2 separate regions of the Homo sapiens genome follow, and region 2 is linked to region 1. A link is a loop called in an ENCODE intact Hi-C map of the cell type or tissue named here. Cell type or tissue: PC-9. All regions are shown on one strand. Each heading gives the region's core, and the rest is flanking DNA. Links, peaks and the distances in the headings are about the cores only. Region 1 has its middle 25 kb from the start of FJX1. Region 2 has its middle 16 kb from the start of PAMR1.

Region 1 (5,387 bases), core at 308-5,307:
TAACAGAGGATTGAGAAGGGGAAGACTTTCTTGCCTCCATGCCTTGGAAGGAGAGGTGCTCTTCTCCCACCCTGCTGGGAGAGAGAAAGTCAGGGATGGCTCCAAGGATGCCAGCTACTTCTAGGATGTGACTCACTGTCCCTAAGGATACATCACTGTGATAACAAGCCAGAAATATGAGCATTGAGTTGCAGAAAGATGGCTTGAGTCCCTCCCTCCTCCTGATGCTATAGCAGGTTGCAGAAAGAACTGGGAGAGGCACCAGGGATCCTAGCTTATGGATGAAAGAGCTAAGCCAGGGAGTGGCCTCTCCCTGGTTGCTAAACCAACTGAGGGGCTCAACAGGGAGAGTGTGCCCTTGTCCCTGCTTTTGTCAGTTTCCTTACCTGTTACACTGAGACACTTTAGGAGTTGTTAGAGCTGAGGTTTTCAGAAGAGGTCCCAGGCTTGCCAAGTCGACAAGAGGAAAGATTGGAGGGTAGCCCATGGGAACCAATACTGCCTCTGCCATAGGTATGACACAGCTCAAAATCAGCTTGGAGAGCTCTCTGTGTCCAAGTGTGGTCCGGTTCTGCCTATTCTGTTGTCATCTTATATTACTCTTTTATCCCCTTAGACCTGTCACACTAGTCCATGGCTTTTCCAACCAGACCTATTATTTCTTGAGAATTATCTGAAAGTGAAAAGTTAGTTCTAATACTATCTCTTATAATGTACTTGCTAAAAATGCATCCCTAAAAACATGGAGCTTTCTACAATCTATCTATCTATCTATCTATCTATCTATCTATCTATCTATCTATCTATCTCTACCACCCTAGCTACTTCTGTTCTTACTAGCTACTGCTCAGACCCATGCAAGGACTTGAATCACAATTCCCCCCACGAATTCTGCAAATTTCATTTCTGTATGGTCATCACTCTTGTGTGCCTACAATGTGCAAGGCACAGTAGTAGACATTTGAAATATATCTTATTTAATCCTTACAATAGTCATGAGATGAGGGCAATCAGCCCCATTTTACAGAAGAAATGAAAACAGGAAAGGTTAGAAAGTGAGTAATTTGCAAAGGCAGGAGTCAAAAACATGGGTCTATCTTTAACCAAAGCCCATGCTCCTTCCATTATAATGCACTGCTTCCTTATTGCCTGCTCTTACCCCAAAGCTGCGTGTGGCCACACACCAATGCCTTCTCTCCATGCTGCTGCTGTTGCTTCTGCAGCTGCAAAATGAGAGCTCCCATGTAACCCTCTGATTTTTCACTGTCATTTTTGCGGAAAAATAACAACTTCTGGATTAAGTTCAGAACTGAACTGGACTTCACTAACTGGACTGAACTGAAAAAATCTCACTCTTCTTCAGAGACCCTTCATTTCTTGTTTCCATTATCAATTGCATCCACAACAATAGTGAAAACACGTCTGTTTATGTGTATGTGCAATATATATTCCTTTAGGTTGTCGACAAAAAGAAGACATAGAGAGAATTGAAATGTCTAAATGATTATATGACAGTTTATATTATGCCCCATTGCTGTCTCAGGAGAACTGTCCAAATATCAGTTACAGGGAGAAAATGACTTCACCAGAATGTAAATGCAAAACCAGCCAATGCTTTCCAGAATTTTGTCAACATATTTTAAACATCCTAATTATTGGACATATTACAGTTAGTCCATAAGGATGGCAAAGACCATTTTCCTTGTGCATCCTATTTCATCATTTATATTGGTAGAATGTGTACCTTCACTTTTAGAATAACGTCCCAGTTTTGTCCTTCCTGAACTTTTCCCTTCTTGTCACTGGTTATTTCTCTGTATCCTTCAGGTGGTTTTTGCTAAGTTCTTGAGGTATTACTTAATCGTGCCTTTCTGTCTTCCACGTTCTGAAGCAATTGAGAAGTATACAAAGGAATCAGAGGTCCTAATAATAGTGGTAATACTGGCTACCTGGTCTGGTGAATGGAAACTGTCCCTGTGATCTGAATGAGTTTTCTATTCCATACTGAGTTATACTTAGCCACCTTTTCATGGCCACAGCAGCTAAACAACTGGAAGCCTTTCCTCTTGAGGGCAGAGCTTGCCTTGGCAGACTCACCACATGAAAGAGGCAGGAACAGAAGGAAGAACCTATACCAGCTTCAGGCCATCTAACCTAAGAAAGGGAGCCACAGAGAGTATAACACTTAAAAAACCATTGCTGGCCAGGCACGGTGGCTCACGCCTGTAATCCCAGCACTTTGGGAGGCCAAGGCAGGTGGATCATGAGGTCAGGAGTTTGAGACCAGCCTGACCAACATGGTGAAACCCCATTTCTACTAAAAATACAAAAATTAGCTGGGCATGGTGATGCATGCCTGTAATCCCAGCTACTCAGGAGCCTGAGGCAGGAAAATCGCTTGAACCGGGGGGACAGAGGTTGCAGTGAGCCAAGATCGCACCACTGCACTCCCGCCAGGGTGACAGAGCAAGACTCCATCTCAAAACAACAACAGCACCAACAGCAAAAAAAAAAAAAAATATATATATATATGTAATATATATATATAAATATTTATATTTATATATTTAGATAAAAAATATTTATATTTTATATATATATATATATATATATATATATATATATATATATATATAGCTACAAATGCCTCCCATCCCTGTATATATGCCCCCGGCAATGTGGGGTTGCTACTGTTCCCATCACTTGCCTTGGCCAATGGAAAGAAGCAGAATGATGTTAAGCAATTTCTGAGCCAAGGTCTAAGTCAAGCAACCTCTGCATTCTTTCTCAAAATTCACCTACCAAGTGAAGAAGCCCAGGCTAGCTAAACCAGTGGAATGGCCATGTGGATAAAAACCAAAGTGCCCCAGCTGACACTTCAGCCAACTGCTAGGCCTGTAAATTACATCATCCAGGATCAGGCAACACCAATCAACATGCCAAGTGACCACAAATATGTGAGTGAACCCAACAAACACCACAGAGAATGGAAATGAACAATCTCAGCTGAACCCTGCCCAAATCACCAGGCCACACCAGTCAGATAAGTCCCTCTGGTATAAGGCTAGACAAGCAATGTAGCTTTAATATTGTTTTCTACAGAATATGAGGCATGGGGTAATATCCCCACTCAAGAGTTACGAATTCTACTGCTGTCGTGTATGCCAATGCCTTCCATAGGCACTAGAAAGGCACTTTAACCATTGACCATTATTCAAGGATCCATTGAAAAGTAGAGTATATGTTTCCTATTGCTGCCATAACAGATTGCCACAAACTTGGCGGCTTAAAATGAAACAAATTGATTATGTTATATTTCTAGAGGTCAGAAGTCTGAAATGGGTTCACTGGGCTAACATCAAGGTGTCAGCAAGGACACCTTGCTTCCTTCTGGAGGCTCTGGGGGTAAATCCTTTCTCTTGTGATTTCCAGCTGCCAGAGGCTCCATATATCCCTTGACTTATGACACTCTTCCATCTTCAAAGCCAGCAATGGCCAGCTGAGTCTTTCTCAGCCACTCTGACTTTTCTACCTTCCTTTTCCACATTTAAGGACCCTTGTGATTACATTGATCCCATCTGGATAATCCAGGATGCTCTCTCTATTTTAAAGTCAGCCGATTAACAACCTTAATTTCGTCTCCAACCTGCATTTCCCTTTGCCATATAACATAACATATTCACAGGTTCCAGGGATTAGGTCAGGGCATCAGCAATAGGAAACATATACTCTACTTTTCAATGGATCCTTAAATAATGGTCAATGGTTAAAGTGCCTTTCTAGTGCCTATGGAAGGCATTAGCATACACGATAGCAGCAGAATTCATAACTTTGGGGTGTGAGGGCATTATCTTATCTACCACAAATAGTGATCTCAGAAAGAGTAGCATCATACTACTCAGGAAAAATTAACGCTCAGTTCTTTTTTTTTTTTTTAGACAGGGTCTCTCGTTCTGTCACCCAGGCTGAGTGCAGTGGTGCGATCACAGCTCACTGCAACCTCAACCTCCAGGACTCATGGGATCCTCCCACCTCAGCTTCCCAAGTAGCTGGCACTCCAGGCATGCGCCACTATGCCTAGCTAGTTTTTTATTTTTTGTAGAGACAGAATTTCACTATGTTGCCCAGGCTGGTCTTGAACTCCTGGACGCAAGCAATCCTCTTGCCTCAGCCGCCCAAGGTGCTGGGATTACAAGCATAAGCTGCTGCAGCCAGTTACACCCAGTTCTTTACTTCCACCTCGCCTAACAGTTTCTAAGTGCTCTAAAAGTAGGGATAATAAGAAGTCATATTTCATGGTATGTTTTGGAGTTGATAATATAAGACAGACATGGAACCTTGTTGAAAACAAAATACATTTTATCTCTTGCTTCACTCTAATAGCCCTGTGAAGGCCAAGTTGACAGACTGTCCAGCTTCCCTCTCAATCATGTTGCCTGGAGACTGTCACCAATGCAGGCCTCATTGAGAGAGAAGCAATGTGTCTCAATCTGTCAGATGCTACAAGATTTCTGAAGGCAACGGCAGGGAGAGCACTCAACTTCCTGTTTCCATCGGTCTACTGAGTGGTGGGAAAGAAGTAGTACAGCAGCCTCCCTTGCCAGAAGCCAGAGAAGGAGATGGATGGATTAAATAATACAGAACTCTTCTGCCTGCTTGGCCATTTTCTTCTTGTAATTGAATGCTAAAAAGATGACTTAAAAAAAGAACAATTTGTCCCACAAAGGTGCATGCATATCTGTTAAACGGTACAAGACACAAAGGGTCATCCCTACAAATGTGATGTGCATTCATTCACTCTAGGCCCCATACCTTTAAAAAGTGAGAGTGTCCTTTCCCTACTCTATGTTTTTGTTTGCTTTGTTGAAGATTAGTTGGCTATAAGTATTTGGGTTTATTTCTGAGTTCTCTATTCTGTTCCATTGGTCTATGTGCCTATTTTTATACCAGTACCGTGCTGTTTTGGTGATATAGCCTTATAATATAGTTTGAAATCTGGTAATGTGATGCCTCCAGACTTTTTCTTTTTACTTAGTCTTGCTTTGGCTATGCAGGCTCTTTTTTGTTTCCATGTGAATTTTAGGATTTTTTTTTTCCAGTTCTGTGAAGAATGATGGTGGTATTTTGAGGGAAATTGCATTGAATTTGTAGATGGCTTTTAGCAGTAAGGTCATTTTCACAGTATTGATTCTACCCATCTATGAGCATGGAATATGTTTTCATTTGTTTGTGTCATCTGTGATTTCTTTCAGCAGCGTTTTGTAGTTGTCCTTGTAGAGGTCTTTTACCTCCTCAGTTAAGTATAGTCCTAAGTATTTTACTTATTTATTTTTTTGCAACTACTGTAAAAGAGGTTGAGTTCTTGATTTGATTCTCAGCTTAGCCAC
Region 2 (5,387 bases), core at 308-5,307, 51 kb before region 1:
GAGTGAAGAAACCTGGAATCTAAGCATGACTCTATGATCCGTGCTCCCTGCCTGTAACCCAGAGAGCGCAAGTCAGACCACATACTCCTGTAAGGGAGACATCCATTCAATAATTGATGACTCAATTTCAACCAAGACAATGCATATGACCAGAAGCCCAGACCTAGGCTAAGGGAGCAGGGAAGGCTTCCTGGAGGAAGTGTTGCCAGAGCTGAATGTTAAAGGATGAAGAAGAATTGATGGGATATTAATAGATGGAGTGATACATTAGTGTTCCAGGCATGGGGGAAGCAACACTTGCAAAGGCAGGCTGGGCAGGAACGTGGTGTGTGTGGCAACTGAAAAAAGGCCAGTGTAAACCAAAGCCCAGAGATCAAAAGGAGTATTTTATGAGTGGAGGCTGATAAGTTAAGCAGTTCTCTGTTAAGGACTTTGTCTTTAACTTAAAGGGGGGTGGTCGCCAGCCTGCAAGACGGTGTCTCATAATTTTGGCCTCCTGGTTGTCACGAACCTTGCATGATCCCCTCCCACAGTGTACCAGGGTTGGTATGTGTGACCCATCACAGATGGGAGTAGTGACCGCACATCCCTCCCGAGATTAGTTTATGAAAGACACTGCTGCCTCCATCTGCACTCCCTCCTGGATCACGTGCCTTGCGGGAAGTCATGTCCTGAGCAGCCCTGAGGACAGGCTCCCAGGCAAGGAATGAAAGCTTCCTGACAACAACCATCTGAGTAAGCTGCTGGAGAGAAAAAGCTGTTTTCCCTCTACCCATCTTAGATTCATTGGTTGGCTGGGCTCTGCAAATTAGACTGATAAAAGTCAGATAAACAAGAGAAAAACAAGCAGAATTGCATTAACATGTGCATGACACATACACATGGGAACACCCAGTGAGTAACACAAAGGGGTGGCTAGAACTTGGGCTTATATTGCATCTTAACAAAAGAACCATACAGTTTTAGAGAAGTGATAAGACAAAGGAAAAGGACTTTGAGCTTCTAGGGGTGGCAAATTATGGAAAGGCAAATACATGTGGGGGCTAATGGAAGAGAAGGACTCATTGGTAAGGTTTTTAATGAAGATTTCTCTGGTGCCCTCTCTGGGCTTATAAGGGTCTACTGTTGTCTCTAGTGACTAACTTCTGTCCTTCCTGGTAGGGAGAAGAGAGAGGGCACCTTTACAAACTTACATCGTGTTTCTGGCAAGTAGAGGGAGGGCAGATAACTCTTCTTGTATCTATCTGCTTTTCCTCCTTTGCCTTCAGCTCAAAATAATTCTTAAGCCAAAATGGCATATTTTGGGGTGGCATTTTCTGCTATCCTTCAGAGTCATCTTGGAAATGATGAAATCCAGCCCCAGTCAAGTCTTCAGAAACCACAGCCCCAGCTGGCATCTTGACCGCAACCTGATGAGAGAACCATAAACCCAAGCTGCCCCCAGATCCCTGACCCTCAGAAACCACGTGAGATAATACATGTTAGTTGTTTTAAGATGCCATATCTTAGGGTAATTTGTTATGCAGCAATAGGTAACTAATACGTAAGAGCAGCAACAGAATTAAACTTGCTAACTGTGACTTTGAACAAGTCACTTCACCTCTCTGGGCATCAGTTTCTCTCTTCACCTATAAACAGAGAGGAATAGGCTTGGGTAATAGAATGTTAGCCCAGGAAAGATTTTAGATATAATCTAAGAAGGCCACAAGTCCCTGAGGGCAGAAGAGTGGGCATGGATGGGGACCCAGAATGACCCAAGCTGCAAGGCAGCCGGGAGTGTAATAATAACAAAAGCCTAATATTTATTGGTCACTTACCCTGTGCTAGGCACAGTGCATGCATTATCTCATGTAATTCTCCCATCTAGCCTGAGTTAGGCACTGGATTGCCCCAATTTTACAGAAAGGAATGCGAGGCACAGAAACACTAAGTCAATGACAATCCCATCCTTCCATGCTTCTGAAAGTTGCAAATAAGTTGTTTGGGTCTAGAAGTAACTGCTACTAAATGCAAAGCAGAAATCACTTGCTCTTTTGCCATCCCCTTGGTTCCTCCCCAACACCACCCTCATCAGCATCCTCTAGAAAATCATCCCGACCAGATAATTATTAAAGTGGCCCCATTCTACCTCCTGGGTACAAATTCCAAATTTTCAACCCCACTCGGCCTGGGAGTTTGGAGGTGGGGGCCATAAATGGCAGTGGGATGTGGTGTTGATGGTAAAAGCCAAGCAGCAGCCACACAAGTGCCTTCCAATCATTCATTTCCTGACAAAACACTACAAAGATGGCCATTGAAAATTTCTCCAGACTCATTGGAATTTGGGGTCTTTGTTCCCATGTCTGGAAACACATCAACCTGCCAATTCTGGTAACAGAGTCTACGATGATGCTCTTGGCTTTCATTGTTTTTGGCAAAAGCACTGCTAAGTGCTGCTTTATTTTTTAGTTTTTGTCTCACTTTTCAGAGAAGATAAATCAACTGTAAAAGTGTGTTATGAAAACCAACTTGGCAAGCAAGATCTCCTGGAGAGGAGCAGGGGTAGCTTTATTTTCCATTATCTCAGTGTAAAACAAATAGATTTATCCTTCTTAGATGTTCTTGTAAGGTCATCAGGAGCACGTGATTTAAACCATGGCCCTTGGCCGACTCCAGTACAGAGCATGATCTAATCAGGCCTGGAATTCTCAAAGAAGAAAGGAAGAGAAAAAAATTGGCCTCATTATGAGGATTTCAAAGTTATCTCAGTACAAGGAAGTTTTTCCTCTCTGCCGAAACCTCCTGAGAATCCTCCAAAGGAAGCCTAATTCTTGACATGTTTTTAAGGTTCTCTGTTCCATTCACAGAGTGAGGTTAAATCTGGGCAGACCAGGCCCTTGTCTTCATTCTTCTCCCAACAGGCTCAGACCTTTCTCAGCTTGGTGGCTTTGGTTGGAATGTTAGGATTGAGCAACAGTCACAAAGTATTTAACCTATCTGAGCCCATGTTTCCTCATCTGTATGGCTGCCATCAGAACCCATACTGAGACTTAATTATTTTTGTGAAAATTAAACTAGGTAATTGATATAAAGTGATGAGCACATCGCCAGGCACGTCCCAACGAGTCATTTAACAGAGAAGCTATGGTGTGATCAAGGGTATAAGGATCACAGCTGGACATTCTGCATTTGTATCCTGGCTCCATCACTTACCAGCTACAGGCAAATTACTTGATCTCTCTAAGCCACAGTTTTCTCATCTGCAAAAGGGGGTGGTAATGGTATGTATCTGCTACTTCACAGGATTGTTAGATGGATGATATGAGATAATGCTTAGACTATGCCCAGAACATAATAGATAGTAAGTATGTGGTAGTTATTACTACTGTGACTTCAAAAAGGATGACAACAACCACCACAGCTACTATGACCAATGTGACCTCTCAAGTATTATTTTGGGCCCTTTGATTACTAAGCAAAGCAAATCATCTCTGTGTAACTTAAAAGAAAAGAAAATACATTAGATGACTCTGAGACAACTGAAAGAATCAACAGCTAAATTGAATGGCCAAGGTTTGGAAAGAACCAGGAAGCAGAAGAGCCCCAGATATGTCAGCCACAGGAACTAATGATGGACTCTTTAGGGTGCCACTGTCAGGACCCATCAGCTCCACCAGGTTGCCATCTTTGAGCCACTGGCCAAAGGAAGGTGTACACTCTGACATCCCAACCAAGACCAGTTCCAATGGGGAGGGATAATTATATAAAGGAAAGCCTAGTTGTTACTGAAAGCAGAGGCCAAAATACTGGGGAATCAGAAACAACTGATACCAGCCATAATTATGAACGCGCCTACCACTATTCCTACTAATATTAATATTTATTATAATATAATAGTTGCAGTAGTGCTCCTAGACCAAACCAAGGGTCAGGCTGCTTATTTTCACAGCCCAATAACAAAAATGCAGATGAACTGAGAGAAGGGAGTTTATGTCTATAACTGGGTACAGGGAGAAGGCCTGGAAAATATCGCCAGACCAACTCAAAATTACAAAGTTTTCCAGAGCTTATATACCTTCTAAGCTATACGTCTACATGTAAGTGTGCATTCATCGAAAGACGTAAGTGATTAAATTCTTCTAATCTATAACTAAGATCTGAATCCTGAACACCTTCCTCTGGAGCCTTAGTAAATTTACTTAATCCAAATACGTCCAGGTGCTGGGGTAATTACCCTTATCTTGTCCCCTGCGAAATCATGGAGGTTTGGGGAGTTCCTTTAGACCCCTAATAAGCTTCTTTGTGGAGGCCTGGGGAGTTTCTTCAGACCCCCAGTAAGACATGTTTAATCCTAAACGGCTCCTGTTAAGAGTTCCTTCGTTATCTTGTCATGCTTCAAAGCCCAGGAAAAGCCTAGGCAAAACTCCTGGTGGGCTTTTGTTACATTCCAGCCTTTGTATAGGGGCACTAGGTCTTTTGGCTTTTAATATTTAACTTAACCACTCAGTGCTGAAATAGTTGTTATGGAGGCCTGCCTGTTCAGCCTTTAGGGAGACCTGGCTTACCACAGTAGTTGCTGCTAATATTACCACAGTATTCCCCCCTTATCCTTGGGGAATATGTTCCAAGACCTCCAGTGGATGCCTGAAACTGCAAGTATTGAAGCCTATATATCTATACGTGTGTATATATATATATATATACACACACACACACATATATACATAGATATATATGTACACACACACTATATATACTGTTTTTTCCTATACATTCAAATCTATGATAAAGCTTAATTTATAAATTAGGCACAGTAAGAAATTAATAACAATAATAATAAAGTAGAATAATTATAATAATATAATGTAATAAAAGTTATGTGGGTGTAGTATCTCTATCTCTCTCTCTTTCTGTCACTCTCTCAAAATATCTTATTGTACTATACCAGGTAACTGAAACTGCAGAAAGAGAAGCCATGGTGATATGGTTTGACTGTGTCCCCACCCAAATCTCATCTTGAATTGTAGCTCCCATAATTCCCACGTGTTCTGGGAGGGTCCTGGTGGGAGAAAATTGAATCATGGAGGTGGTTTCCCCCATACTGTTCTCATGGTAGCGAGTAAGTCTCATGAGATCTGATGATTTTATAAGGGGTTTCCCCTTATGCGTGGTTTTCATTCTCTCTTGCCACCTCCATGTAAGACGTGCCTTTCGCCTTCTACCATGATTGTGAGGCCTCCCCAGCCACGTGGAACCATGAGTTCATTAAACCTCTTTTTCTTTATAAATTACCCAGTCTCGGGTATGTCTTTATCCACAGCGTGAGTGTGAAAACAGATTAATACACATGGATAAGGGGGAGCTACCATATTAATTCAAGAAAGGGCAAAAACAACAATGTCAACGAA

The links. Hi-C counts contacts between places; a loop is a spot of excess contacts. Peaks named below come from ENCODE experiments on the same cell type or tissue, not always from the same donor. Only the 100,000 strongest peaks of a DNase experiment are listed, where the experiment ranks them.
Region 2: a loop joins it to region 1, with 4 times the contacts of the local background. A loop is called at or near these places in 2 of 110 quality-filtered maps.

Annotation. Positions count from the first base shown.
Region 1 is chr11:35,590,427-35,595,813 of GRCh38, forward strand. No RefSeq gene overlaps it. Among named protein-coding and RNA genes, the nearest start is that of FJX1, 25 kb to the right of the region's middle. In PC-9, for the core only: no CTCF peak of the experiment used is centred there; a DNase peak (open chromatin) is centred at 2,915; H3K27ac peaks cover 745 bases.
Region 2 is chr11:35,539,330-35,544,716 of GRCh38, forward strand. No RefSeq gene overlaps it. Among named protein-coding and RNA genes, the nearest start is that of PAMR1, 16 kb to the left of the region's middle. In PC-9, for the core only: no CTCF peak of the experiment used is centred there; a DNase peak (open chromatin) is centred at 2,842; H3K27ac peaks cover 912 bases.